2 separate regions of the Mus musculus genome follow, and region 2 is linked to region 1. A link is a contact called in ENCODE Hi-C or POLR2A ChIA-PET data. All regions are on one chromosome and are shown on one strand. The core of a region is the stretch at or near the end of the contact, and the rest is flanking DNA. Distances in the headings are between cores, read along the strand shown.

Region 1 (6,512 bases), core at 2,214-4,713:
ATGGTGATGATGATGGTGGTGGTGATACACACTTTATATTTACATACATATGCACATATATGTGTATACAGCTGGAACATGGCTGTGCAATCCTTAGCATTTAGAGTCCTATGGACTGAGCTCCTTGCATCCTAGGAACACACGGCCGACTTCATTCTCCTAGCATTGATTTACAACATCTCCCAACATGTGAGCAACTATGCTTTGATTTTAATGGCATCATCTCCCTTGCATTTACATTCATTTATTTATTTGGCTTTTCTGAGATGATGTCTCACTGTATGGCCCTGGCTGGCATAGAACTCACTAGATAGACCAGGCTGTTCTCAAACTAGTCACCATCTTGTGATTACAGGTGCATGACAGCGCACCTGCCTCCCCTTTCAATTAAAGACCTCACTTCCAACTGCTCTGTTTTTCTTAGATTGGAAGAGTAAGTATTCTCACGTGCTCTAAAATCACATTCCGAAATTAGGGAGGGAAGTATATGTCATTCAGGGGGGCAATATGTAATTTTCAGTGGCTTCAAGACGAAAGATCAGGACAAGGGAGGGGTACCACCCAGTGGGGTACCTCTGGTGATTATCAAGGCATCAATTTCCTGTGTTGTTTACTGTTCCGGGAGCTCTGAGCACTGCCTGAGTGCTAGTGCTGCCCAGGGGACTGGTTACAACCAGAACAGCATAGTCTGTGGACCCCATGAGGTTGCCATAGATACTGATGCGCAGGGAGCTAGCGAGCTCGTTATTATTTGTGAGTGTCGTCCCTCTAATTGCTGTGAGGTAGCTGGAGGTTGTGTGGGTGCTACGGCAATGGGGATTAAGAAGGGTGTGTGTGTGAGGATGTTTGTGTGAGCACACAGAAGTGTCTCTAGGCTCCACGCTGCCAGAGTGGACACTAGGCAGGCAGAGGTCTGTGCTATCAAGAGAAAGTGTGAAGGAGGGAAGACAGGAGCAAGGTAGAGCTGTAAAAGAAAAATGGAGGCTTCTAATTGTATAAATTATAAATCTCCACTTTATTAGGACATTCCGCTAAAAGGCAGTGACGAGCAGATAGGAGGTAGTTGATGAACAGTTGTTGAAAAATGGGTGGCTCCATTTACATGGTAGTATGAGTCATTTCCAAGATTTCACCCAATATTTTCCTACGTCATTTTCCATTTCACCCAGAGACACGCGATGCTTTAGATGGTTATCCTGAAGCATCCAGTGTAGATCCTGTAGGCGGGATGACAAACGGGTCACAGCAGGCACGTTGGGCCAGTCAGGTTGTAACCCTGCTTTGACCTTTCCCCCTAGGGTATCCCTAAGAGACCCCATTTTACCCCTAGTCTATGCTTGTGACCTCTCCCCACTCCTCACTCCATCTTCTGTTAATGAATATGTGAGGTTCAAGTATCAGCGTCTGGAGGTCAGGACCCAAGCTGCCTCCAGCCCTCAGGAAGGGCACACTGGTGAAAAAATGACACGCTGGCTGCTGCCTCCATTTCTGGAGCGCAACTAGCAGCCGCTTCTGCAGCAAGGATGGATGAGAGAAAATGAAGACTTACTGGCATCCCTGATTTTACAACCTCCTTACCCAACCGGGCTGAGACTTGGGACCTGCTGCTTTGAGGTAGGAAGTGGCCTTGTCCCCTCCACTTAACTTCCTGTTGCCATGTGGAAGGGTGGAGTACACAGTGCCCCTGTCACCTCAGCTCTTTCCTTGGTTCTCTCCTCTCAGGTAATCAGTCAGGGCTTTCTTCCCCCACTTCCCCCTAATCTCCAACCCCCACCCCCCCACACACACTTTGCTCCCTGGGCTGTGGGGTAAGTCCTCCCTTTGTGCTCTTCCCACCCCACTGAAGCTTGGGAGGCCAGAGTACCTCTCAGTTGCCTCCCCTGGCAGCACTGGCCTGCTGACAGAGGAGGCTGGATTCCCAGTGGGCACCCTGCTGTAATCAAGACTGAGAGGCAGCAGTTGGCTGAGCTCCCTTCTGCCCAGTGGGGAATGGCCTCTGACTTGGGGTACAGCTGCGCGGGGGGGGGGGGGGGGGGCATCGGGAAATTGCCCTGCACATTGCTCCTCCAGAGTGGCTTTTACTTGACTCTGTCCCATAAAGTTGTAATATTGGAGACAGAGCCGTTCTATGAACACTGAGCCTGGAGCGAAGTACCCAGGGGTTCCTTTGGAGTGCACAGTTTAGTGGGAAGAAAAATACTACACAATAGCTGCAAACACTGTTTGAATAAGGTACTGAGGGTTACTCTAATATTATACATGATTTAACCCAGTAAATGCTCACAGCCCTATGAAGTATACTGCACTATTATTTCCAGTTCTCAAATAAGGCCCAGACAGATTTCATGAACTGCAGAATGCCTGAGGTCAATGATTTTCCAGACATCCGAGAGCTAGGTAGTATGATCCAAGAGTTCTCAATACTGTGTGCTAGCACTCATACTTGCAAATACATCATTACAAAATGTGATAAAGTGTCATAAATAAAAGTACTGGATGCCCACAAGAAAACGAGCATGTTTTCATCTTTTGCTTTTAGCCACTAGTGCACAAAGCCTTTTCAAGACATTCTTACTTTTATCTTTTATTACTGACCTAGGAGAGAACATTTATTTCTAAGACTGGAATGCAGGAAAGCATCACACGGGCCCGCAGGACAGCTCAGTGAGTAAAAAGATGCGTGAGCTAAGCCTGACTACCCAAGTTCCATCCCCCAATGTAGTGAAAAGAGAACCAACTCCCCAAGTTGTGTGACCTCCACACGTGCGCTGTGGCAACCATAGGGCCACAGGCATACACACACGAAACAAATAAATGGAAAGAAAGAAAGAAAGAAAGAAAGAAAGAAAGAAAGAAAGAAAGGAAGGAAGGAAGAAAGAAAGAAAGAAAAGCAAGCAAACATCTTGCCCCATGGCCTGGTTTCGCTGATAAAACCGCGGCTGAAGGTTTTCTGGTTTTGTTTTTTCTTAATGATGCCCTTGATTCTTGCACTAATCTAGAGTGTCGGCACCCTGGGGGAAGGCTGCGGGCAGCTGGCTCTGCAGTCTGGGGGCATCTCTCGAGTGTACAGTCTCACATACGCTCTTTGACCTTGGCATTTTCCGGCTTGGTTCAGGCTGCAGTCATGGGACCCACGTGTGGGGCCTCTCCCCAGACCTCGGTGGTCCAGACCCAACACCACTCAAGAACCACTTTCACACATTGGTTCCTGAGCTCTTGCAGGGTCCGCCCTGGAGGAGCCCGCAGGAGGTGTCTTCCAGTTCGGTCGGTCCCAGTGGGTGGCCGGGAGTGGGGACCCCGCGTCCTTGGCCCTCGGGTGCAGGGGGCCCAGTTCGGGCGGCTCCTGGGGCGGGGCGGGGCCGACGGTGGGAGGCCCCTCCCCGGGGGCGGGGCGGGGGCCAGCGGGGCTTGGGGGCGGGGCCGGCGGGCGGGCGCGGGGGTGTCCCTCCCTCCCTCGCTCTCTCCGGTAAAGTCTCGCGGTGCTGCCGGGCTCAGCCCCGTCTCCTCCTCTTGCTCCCTCGGCCGGGCGGCGGTGACTGTGCACCGACGTCGGCGCGGGCTGCACCGCCGCGTCCGCCCGCCAGTATGGCCACCACCGCCACCTGCACCCGCTTCACCGACGACTACCAGCTTTTCGAGGAGCTCGGCAAGTACGGCCCACCCGCCACGCGCGGCGGCCCCCCACCCTGGTCCAGGCGTCCCGGCGCTCTGCGGCTTCTCGCCCCGCCCCCCGGCCCTGCACCGGCCGCTGCAGCGCCCCCTCGACCCGCCCCACCCCCAGCTTTTCCCGCGTGCTGCCTCGGGGGCCCCTTAGCCCCGGGTTCCCGGTCCCGCAGCCCCCTCCGCGCCCTGCAGCAGCTGCCAGGCTGCTGCACCCGGCGCCGCCGCGGGAACTGCAGCCCCGGGACTGCTCCGGGGCGCCTTCCAGCCCCGCCCCTCCCGCACCCTTCAGACGCTCCCCTCCCTCGACCCCGCCTGTCCACCGCCCCCTCCCCACCCAGCTCCGGAGCCCACTCAGCACCGGCCCCCCAGTTCCCACGCGCCCGGCACTCAGGACCCTCCCCGGCTCTGCAGTTCCAGCCCCGCTGCGGTGCCGGGGTGTGGGGAGATGTTTAGTGCCGGGCCCCGCCCCCCCGCTAGTGCGGCTTCCAGGATCCCAGCCTTGCTGCTGGGCAGTGCTGCGGCACCCCCGGCCCCTCCCCCCATCCCTGCAGTGGTCCCAGGAGCCGTGCGCCGCAGCCGCAGCATCCCCCTCCCCTCCGCACTGAGCTGGCCGCCGCCGCAGCCCGGGTCCCCGCCACCCCCACCCGCGGTGCAGAGCCTGGCCACTGCAGCCCCCGCTCTGCCCGCCCCCCTAGATATTTCCAGAGCCCGAGATCGCAGCCCATTTGGCGGGTCACGTACAGGAAAATAGCACGGGGAAGGGGAGTTACTGCTGTCACAATCAGAGCTGTCTTTCCTCTGTTTCCCTGCTGTCAGTTGAGCGGGGATGCTGTGGGTTTAAGCCAGTTGAGCGGATCTTGAGCGTCACTTTCTCCCAGGCTTAAGGGAAATTTCTCAGGAAACCATACCTTCTGTTTAATCCCTCCTTTTCCCTACTTTCAATTATTTCTGCTGAGAGGAGGAACAAGGTCTCCCTGTTCTTCTCTCTCCTGGTTGCCTTTGCTGGGACCACAAGGCAATCAGTGAGATGCAGCAGGTGTGTATTTGAAGCATCGCCCACCAGTCTGAGGTTTGAGGCTGTTGGAACTAGATGGGAGCCAGGTGGTGCTCCACCCACATCTGTTTAGGGCCATCGGGTGGGCTTACCATTCTTAAGTTAGCTGTTGATTGTCCCTACAAGTCTGGTGGTTGGAGCATGGCTGTCCTCATCTGAAGTATGTGTGTGTCACTTTGCTTGGCGCTGTGTCCCAGTTCTTTCCCCCTTCTCTCTCCAGGGGTGCCTTCTCAGTGGTCCGGAGGTGTGTAAAGAAAACATCTACGCAGGAATATGCTGCAAAAATCATCAATACCAAGAAGTTGTCCGCCCGAGGTGAGCGTGCCCTGCCAGGGCTCTCTTTGAGGATCCCTCCAGAAATTAGATTTCTGCAGGTTCCCTGGGAGGTGGGGGAGTATGTGTTTTAGCACTTGGAGATGAGTTGGAATTTCAAGGTGGGTGGACTTAGAAGCCAGACAAGGAGGTGTGAGGGAATTGGAAGTGCTCAGGGAGGGGGAAAAAAAAGTAAGAGATGAGTGTAGCTGGAGTGGTCTCCAAAGGGTTGAGGGAGTTCAAGTTCTCAGTGGAGAATTGAGAAGGCAGTGTATTGTATGGAATGAACAGCTCTTAATTTAGGGTACTTAAAGCCCCTCTTCTTTAGGGCAGGGCTGGCTACTGCAGGCTTGTCCTAGCCCTTGTGCCCCGGTGGTAACTTAGGGTGGAAATGCAGTAAATGAGCAGTTTTGATGAATCTAGCCTCCCCTGCCCACCAGGCGGCAGAACAGACTCCCAAGGGAAGGAAATCTGTAAACATCAGGGTAGGCGGCTAAGGCTGCGGCGGTGGTGAGGGCTTCTGGGGAACAAACCCTGCCAGATGAACTTGATTCCTTTTTTTTGATCAAATTACAAACTTGACGGTGAAGCAGCAGATACAGTCTGTCCTGGGCAGCGTGTGATGATGCCTCCTGGTCGCTCAATCTCAGTGGTCTGGTCCGAGCAGGAGCCGCAGTGCCTCCGTATGTGAGGCATTTACCGTGTAGGCCCTGGAGTCTCACTTGTGAGAGCCTGAGTACCTATGACTGGGAAGCCAAGGCCTGCCTTTTAACACTTCAGATGTACATCTCTGAAGCTAGTATTGGGTGCTCGCCAAACTTACCTCATCTGATAGGTGTAGACCCAGCAGTGTGTGAGGTGGCTTGGTCTGGTTAATACAGAGGTCAGGTTCTGGAGAGCTTCGGGGTACAGCACAGCGACAAAGGTTCTATGACTCAGAGCAAGGTATTAGGGCTGGGCGATTATTAGGAGCCAGGACAGATGCCCTGGGGAAGATGTGGTCTTTGGCCCGTAATGACTCGGGCATCACTAGGGCAAGATAATAGATGTCCCAAGCACCCAGAAGCTCTAGAATTCCAGAGAGATGACAGTGGGCTTCTGTCCTGTCGGCAGTTTTTCTGGGACCTGTTCCATGGGGCTGCGTCTGCCTCCTGGCCTGGGTATCTCTCCTCATCCCTATCACTGGGCGCACCTCCTGTCTCAGACTATTCATGTACATTGGCTGTAAAGTTGACTTGTTTTCTTTCCACTGGGTACCTTGAGTCCAAGGCAGTGGTTGTCATAGAGATATGTGGGTGGTCAGATGCCCTCCTCCTCCTCTGGGATGGGCGGGGGACAACAGTAGTTGGGTTCTCTGGCAGACATGCTCTGACTAAGACTGGAAGGGGGACAGGCAGGAGTGAGGTGAAGATGGGCATCCCCCTGTGCCCACACAGCCTAGCCCTGGTGTATCAGAAATGTGGCTGACACCTGGTGTCTCCAG
Region 2 (7,163 bases), core at 4,428-6,927, 38 kb before region 1:
CTCTCCCCTTTCTGTTTATTACTAGCCAGCACCCAGACATGGACTGACTCAAGCAAACTTCACACAAACCAGGTGCCCTTGGGCTAAGGCACTCCCCGTGGCTTCTTCCTCCCTTGCCAGATAGTGCAAACCTCTTTGGGTGCACAAGCCCTCCGCTGATACATTGTCCTATTTCCTGGGAAAGCCTGGACCTGCCTTTGATGCCTAAGTTCCCCGTGCAGCCCCCATTTTTCCCCTGATGCTGCTTAAGGGATCCTGCAAGCCCCTTCCTGATGGTGCTAAAGCAGCGAGACCACTCACTTCAGAGTTTTTCACCACCAAGGCGCAGAGGAACAGGCTCGCCAGCCAGACTTTCATGGTAGTGCCGCTGGGCTCTAGACAGCAGTTCTGCAAAGGAAGGAGAAGTCAGGACAAGAAGCGGAGCAGCTTGAAGGTGGCAGAGTTACTACAGACCAAGGGAAGCCACTCCAGGTGTCCTGCGGGGCAAGCCATCAGTGACCAACCTCCCCAAGCCGGGCAGTCTCTCCCCTCTGCGGGCTCTGAATCCGCACAACACCATGGAACCTCTCTGTAGAGGGGCGCGAAGGGCTGGAGTGGTGACCTTGCCCACAGTTCCGCCAGCCAAGGTAGTGGGAAGGGAGGCATGCGGGAGCCCTGGCTGCCTCATCCCGCTAGGCTTGCTTCAGACCAACAGCACTCACCGGTGACTGCAGCGGAAGGGCGCTGGCAGACACGCAAGGACTGGATGGATGACAGACAGAGCTCTGGGGCTACAGGCTCTGCTCGGCGCTGCTCGCCCTTTATTAGGGCCCGCCAGAGCCCTGGCCCCGCCCAGGTTTGCTGGAGGGCGGCTCTCTCTCTCTCTCTCTCTCTCTCTCTCTCTCTCTCTCTCTCTCTCTCTCTCTCTCTCTCTCTCTCTCTCTCCTTTTCCTTTTCCTGCATCCCACCGCAACTGGACCGCGCTTGCTTCCCAACTTTGACGAAGTCACGGAATTTCCAGCTGAGCAAACTTAACGCAGTCTGTCTGGATCGAGCGATGATCCGGCGGCTTGAACATTCTTCCTTTCTTTCATTCACCTAGTGCGGCCCCAGTGTAGCGTGGTGAGGGCGCTCCAGCCATTGGCTCGCTGATCTCAAGCCTCTTCCTTAGTGGTTTAATCAGTTCTTCTCCAACCTGTCCCCCTACCTGCCTACGACACTGATTCAGATGTCTGATAGAGGGGTATAAGTCGCAGTTCCTTTACAACAAAAAATACCTACTAACAAAGGCTCCCACATGTCAAATGCTGAGTTCTCCAAATGCCACTAATGCAAGCAGTGAATCAGAAGACAAGAGTGAAGTTTGTCGTCAGGGAGTGTAATACTGTCATCAGAAGGTGAAAGGCAAGGTCAGATTTTATTCAGATTTGCTGTTTGGTTTAAGGTCAATCTTTGAAAGACAATTTTAAAATTTATGGCAAGGGCCAGACTTAATGGTGCACGTCTTTTATCTAAACACTAGGGAGGAAGAGGCAGGTGGATCTCTGCGAGTTCAAGCCCAGACTAATTTACATAGTGAAATCCTCAAAAATAATTATGATTTTTAAAAAAGCAGTAATGGTTACTATGTTAGGATTGTGGGAGCAAAGTCTTGGCACAGCAGCTGCTATGGAAGTGTCAATGGGTCTTTTGAAAAATGCCTATAATGAACAATCCATTTATTTGTCTGGAAAAGAATACAACCAATACAGAGGATCATAGATCAGGACTGAGTGCATACCTCACTGGTATTGTGGTTGCACACAGACACAAATAAGCAATCAAGGGGGGGTGTCTTTTTTTTAAAGATTTATTTATTTTATGTATGCGAGTGCACAGTCCTCTCTTCAGACACACCAGAAAAGAGTACCAGATCCCATTGTAGGTGGTCATGAGCCACCATGTGGCTGCTGGGAATTGAACTCAGGACCTCTGGAAGAGCAGTCAGTGATGTGAACAGTAACATGAACAGTACATTGTAACAGGATAGAAAAAAAAAGCAAGGAATACTCAAACCTCGTTAGTGTGGGCTATCAACATGCAACAACAGTGGGGGTGTCTGCTCTTCCCTTGTAGTAGAGAGGCTGTGGGTCTGAAGGAAAAGATAAAAGGAATGTTTATTTTTCACTGAATACTATTTCACACTGTTTTAAAAACTTTAAACACGTCCTCGTATCAGCCATTCTAAAAAAATAATTACACATTTTATTTTTGGGTGTGAGCCTAGCCATCTCTTCTGTTGCCAATTCCACACTGTAAATGCACTTGTGTTCAGCATTTTACATCATCACGTTAAGACGAAAACAATTATTTATCTAATAATTTATCTAATAAAATAGGCTTATATAAAGACAGGTCATGTATAAATGAGCCCTGAACATCTTGAAGACAAAGCACCCTCCCTCATGCACACACTTGCACACATGCACACATGCACACATGCACACACCCCTCAGGCAAAGTAGGGAGTGCTCAGAAAAGATTCCAAGGGTCAGTCACTGCAACATGTGCCTCAGAGCCAAGGACCAGTGGTCATTTTGATGCTCCTTCCACAGAAGAGGTGCCTGAGCCCGCACCATTCATTAGTGCCCCAGCTTTGCTTTATTTCCATAAGCCTGAGCCTACAACATTTTACTGTCAACCTGGACCTTGGAAAAGAATGCCAGGAGGTAGGAAGGAGGAGGCTGCTTGACTTTACCCCAGCCAGTGGCCCAGAATGCCAACCTCTGGATAGGAAAGTACACATTGAATACCCAGCTTTGGGTAGGCAGGTGACCATCGTTCTTCAGAATACGTTTTCCTTGCGCAGCTGAGCTGCTAGCAACCCACAGGACCACTGAATCAGAGATTCCATAGATCTCAGAGGCAACTTGCTACTTCCTTTAGAAGACTGTGGCCAGTTATGTTTATGTTTAAGAAGCCACTAATTGTAAACAAACGTGATCAAAATGTAAACAGAGGTGTTACAGCCTGAGGATTTACCCCGAAACTCTAGTTTAGTTATTAGGAAATTCCCAGCAGGCTGTCGTGATTCACATGGCCCCCCCAACAGCTCTCATGACTCCGGATTACTTGGCTGGAGGCTGTCATGCTGATTCTTTGAGAGCAAGATGACCTCATTTCCTCCTGGCCAGAGACCGCTATGCAGTGTGATAGCCCTCTTCCTCCTTCTACCGCCACTTCTTCACCTGGATGAACAATCCTCGTGCCTCCAACTCATCACAGAACTGCCTTTCTCCTGGTTAGTCTTTAGACTCTCTGAAATCTCTATTTTTGGTGCAGTCTGTGTTAGACTTTCAACTCTTTGGAGGCAAAGAACAGGTCTTAGATATCTGCCCCTCCCTCATCATTTGCTACATGTCTTAACCACAGAGGTGCTTAATTGTGAGTGAATCAGTGAATGCAGAACAGAGAAAAGTAACAGGGAGCTTTGAAGCTCTCTCTCTCTTTGTGTGTGTGTGTGTGTGTGTGTGTGTGTGTTATACACATTAGTGACTAACTCCAAGTTACCTATAATGAATAGGTGTTGCATTAAGGAAATATATAAATATAAAAGACATAAAGATATAAAAGCACTTCTTCCCTTTGCAGTCTTCTAACCACGAGCAAGTCTAAATTTGAATTCTCTACTTCATGATCACTATGTCTTATGACCATCTGTTGTTGCATGAATCTGCATTTGTGCCTGTCTGAAGGCGGTCTTGTGAACTTGTTTGTCCCTGTGTCTATCCCTATGTGTGTCTGTCTGTTGTGTGAGCTGTGTGTATGAGTGGTGTCTGTCTGTTCTGTCTATGTGTGTTGTATATGTCTCTATGTGTGAATGGTGTTTGTATGTCTTTACTATGTACGTATTTAACAGTACAGAAAGCACCACACGGGGAAGGAATGGATACTTGGCAAAATCTTTAACAGAGTTCAACAAGGAATTAAGTCTCTGCTTCCAACTGACTCCAAATACCAGATAACAAATATTATTGCTTATCAATCAATATCCATAAATAGTTTCGCTCAACCTTTATGGTAGCTTTTAGGAAGTTACTTAACTTCTATTTGCTGTTTTCAACAAATGATTGATATGTGTTATCGGAGTTTGGGCATGAGAAGAGTACATAGCTTAAGGTCACGCTCTGCATTAGCTTAGATTGTAAAAGGTGATTATGTGGGAAGTCCAAGGCAGGTAAGTTTGATTGTTCTCTCTCTCTCTCTCTCTCTCTCTCTCTCTCTCTCTCTCTCTCTCTCTCTCTCTAGTATAGGCTTATATCCTTTTTGTCTGTTATTTCTATCTTATAGATACGTCTTAAAGACATTTTCAGATACATCTTCAATTTCTCTTCCAGTTCAGAGCTGCCCTATGATGTAGACTGGAATTATATTCTCATTCCACAGCCTGCAAGGAAAACATGGTTCATGTGTGCCCATGGCGGCACTTGCATCTAGGTACTCTCTCCTGGGCTCTGGGTCCCACAGTCTCCATAAAGCAGCAGAATGCTGTAAAGAGAGAGGCCCGTTAACTAAGATACTCAGGCAGGTGGTATAAAATATTCCAGCCCAGTGTTTGCCTCAAGTCTTTCTATCTATTCTGGAGACTTCCTTCCAGAAACACATTTTTTTCTTCTTCTTTTTTCTTAGGATGCCCACGCTGTGCATGTTACTGGCTTGCCTGAATTCCAGGAACTTCCCTTGTGGTCTAAACTGGCTGAAGTTTCTGTTGAGAGTGATAAATAAGAAAGCAAATGCATATGATTTCATTATTTTCCTGACTCCAAGTGGCTTTTGTATCTCAGGAGAGCAGACCTCCTGAGTCAGGTGTGCTGACATAGACTAGTGGAGGGGCTCTTTTGTCGGCTCTGTTTATAAAAGGGTAGAGGATACAGGAGTGCAGATGCACACTGAGCAGTGCCTAAACCTAGCCTGGCTTCTTTATCCAGGGAAATGAGCCCCGAAAGCTTTTGTTTTGGTTTAGTTTCTTGTTTGTTTGTTCTGAGTTTTTTGTCTGGCTGGCTGTTTTGTTTGAAATGGGGGTCTCTTTATGTAGCCCTTGATGTCCTGGAACTCTTTACATAGACCAGGCTGGCCTTGGATTCAGAGATCCAGTTAAAGGCATGTGCTACCATGCCCAAAGCAGCTAACCATTGCTTTGAGTTTTTAAGATAGGGTCTTATGTAGCCCAGGCTGACCTTAAACTCACTGTAGTCTGCACTTCCTAAGTGCTAGGATTACAAGCCTGTGCTATCATGCCTATCCTTTAAAGGCTATTTTCTGACTAGCTGGGTCCAAAAGGAATTTCGTGTTGAGTCATGGGATATATTCTTGGGTTGCTATACTAAGAACATTCAGTATGGTATTGTAGTAGAATGACTTTAAACAAGGCACTTAACTCTTTTGACTTTGGTTCTCCCATCTGCAAAATGAAACAGCCCTGGTCCCATTTTGGAGATTGGATGAAGTCATGCCTATGTGGGAAAAGTGTTCATTCATTCATTCATTCATTCATTAGCTATATACATTAAGTAGTGAAAGGACTACTATGTGCCGGTATAGTTCCAGGTGCTAAAAACAGAAAGATGGATTTTGTAAACTGCAATTCCTATCTAAAGTGCTTCCCTCCTTTGCTTGTCCATTTTGGTCCAAAAAACCAGGTCATGCTGGAATATGCTGCAGGATTCCAGTTAAGTGGGGATGCTGTGTCCTTGGCCCACAGTTCCTACCAACTGGGCAGCTGGGAAAGACAGCTGCATGTGTTGCTCGCCCCCGCACTCCTGACTCCCACTCACCCCCCCCCCCTTATCTGTGACTCTTTGCAGTATGAAACTCTTTTTAAACCTCCTTCCTAACATATTGGCAAACAGACTCCAGCAGTTTGGGAAACAGACCATGGAATTGATCATCTTACATCCTTGAGTCTAAGGCCCCCTCCCCTGTCCTACTGTGTGCTTAGTGGTCAAGGTGAAGCTGACTGTGTCTGGGCCTGCAACATGATAGGGGAGGTGGTGGAGCTAGTGGGTCCCTAATGGCCTGTGGACGGGGTGGAGGGAAGCCACATATTTGTGCCCTTACTCATGGAAAGCAAAGCACTCAAGGGCTGAACCCTGAGGTTACATGATGTCGTCAATAACACAGAAACGCACAGGTCAACTTGGCTCGTTTATGTTCGGTCTATGACTCCCTAAACGTCCTTGTTATTTCATGACTCTGATCTGATTTGTAGTTATACTCAAACCAATTATCTCAGACTTCTGCATGAAATTCTTGAGCCTTGGCCAAATTTCTTTTGTCCCTAATTCAAACACAGTAAGGCAGAAATGTATTACCCTACACGAATACTGGGGGGCCAGAGTGGTGGTTCAGTAGTTAAGAACACTTGTTGCTCTTGAAGAGAACCTGGCTTCAATTTTCCAGCATCCGTGTGGTAGTTCACAACTAGCCATAGTTCCACTGCCAAGAGATCCAAAGCCCTCTTCTGACCTCCAGGAACACCAGGAACACTATGCACATACATACATGCATATGCACATACATACATATGCACATACATACATATGCACATACATACATATGCACATACATACATTTGAATGAAATTCTCACACATAAAATAAAATGAATAAATCTAATAAAATTTTTAAATTTTATTTTTATTTTATGTACATTAGTATCTTGACTGCATATATCTCTGTGTAAGGATGTCAGATTCCCTGGAACAGGAGTTACAGACAGTTGTGAGCTGCCATGTGGGTGCTGGGAATTGAACCTGGCTTCTCTGGAAGAACACCCAATGCTCATAACTGCGGAGCCATCTCTCCAGCGCCCTAGTTATAACTTTCCAAACCTCCTGGAATCTGCATCTCTCTCCAGGAAAAGACTCTCCAGTCTCCTGTCCTACAACTACTCACTACTCAGGTCAGCATAACTTAGTGGCAACGGATGCTTAAGAGGAACTAAGGGGGCTGGAGAGATGGCTCAGCAGGTAAGAGCACCCAACTGCTCTTCCGAAGGTCCTGAGTTCAAATCCCAGCAACCACATGGTGGCTCACAACCATCCCTAACGAGATCTGACTCCCTCTTCTGGTGTGTCTGAAGACAGCTACAGTGTACTTACATATAATAAATAAATAAATCTTTAAAAAAAATAGAACTTAAAAAAA

Evidence for each region. A loop is a pair of places that touch in the nucleus more often than their neighbours do. ChIA-PET counts read pairs that join two places held with the same protein, here RNA polymerase II (POLR2A).
Region 2: a map of left cerebral cortex shows a loop between it and region 1 (8-fold over the local background). The contact joins the enhancer-like site here to the promoter of Camk2g in region 1. A Hi-C loop is called at or near these places in 5 of 37 maps with a recorded cell type or tissue (Patski, heart and left cerebral cortex). POLR2A ChIA-PET finds 5 or more read pairs at or near these places in 4 of 5 experiments (Patski and embryonic stem cell).

What each region holds. Positions count from the first base shown.
Region 1 is chr14:20,791,039-20,797,550 of GRCm38, reverse strand. Camk2g (calcium/calmodulin-dependent protein kinase II gamma) reads left to right here and starts at 3,463. Exons shown (of 21, transcript NM_001360186.1): 1 at 3,463-3,650; 2 at 4,938-5,032. The coding sequence starts at 3,586. Gm30108 (predicted gene, 30108) reads right to left here and starts at 3,312. Exons shown (of 2, transcript NR_153779.1): 1 at 3,091-3,312; 2 at 997-1,217.
Region 2 is chr14:20,830,273-20,837,435 of GRCm38, reverse strand. Plau (plasminogen activator, urokinase) reads right to left here and starts at 774. Exons shown (of 11, transcript NM_008873.3): 1 at 702-774; 2 at 301-387. The coding sequence starts at 357. Within about 2 kb of position 5,677, at least 1 of the 3 ENCODE cell types and tissues checked has a DNase peak (open chromatin) inside an H3K27ac peak, as active enhancers do; it is left cerebral cortex, where a contact is called at or near this core.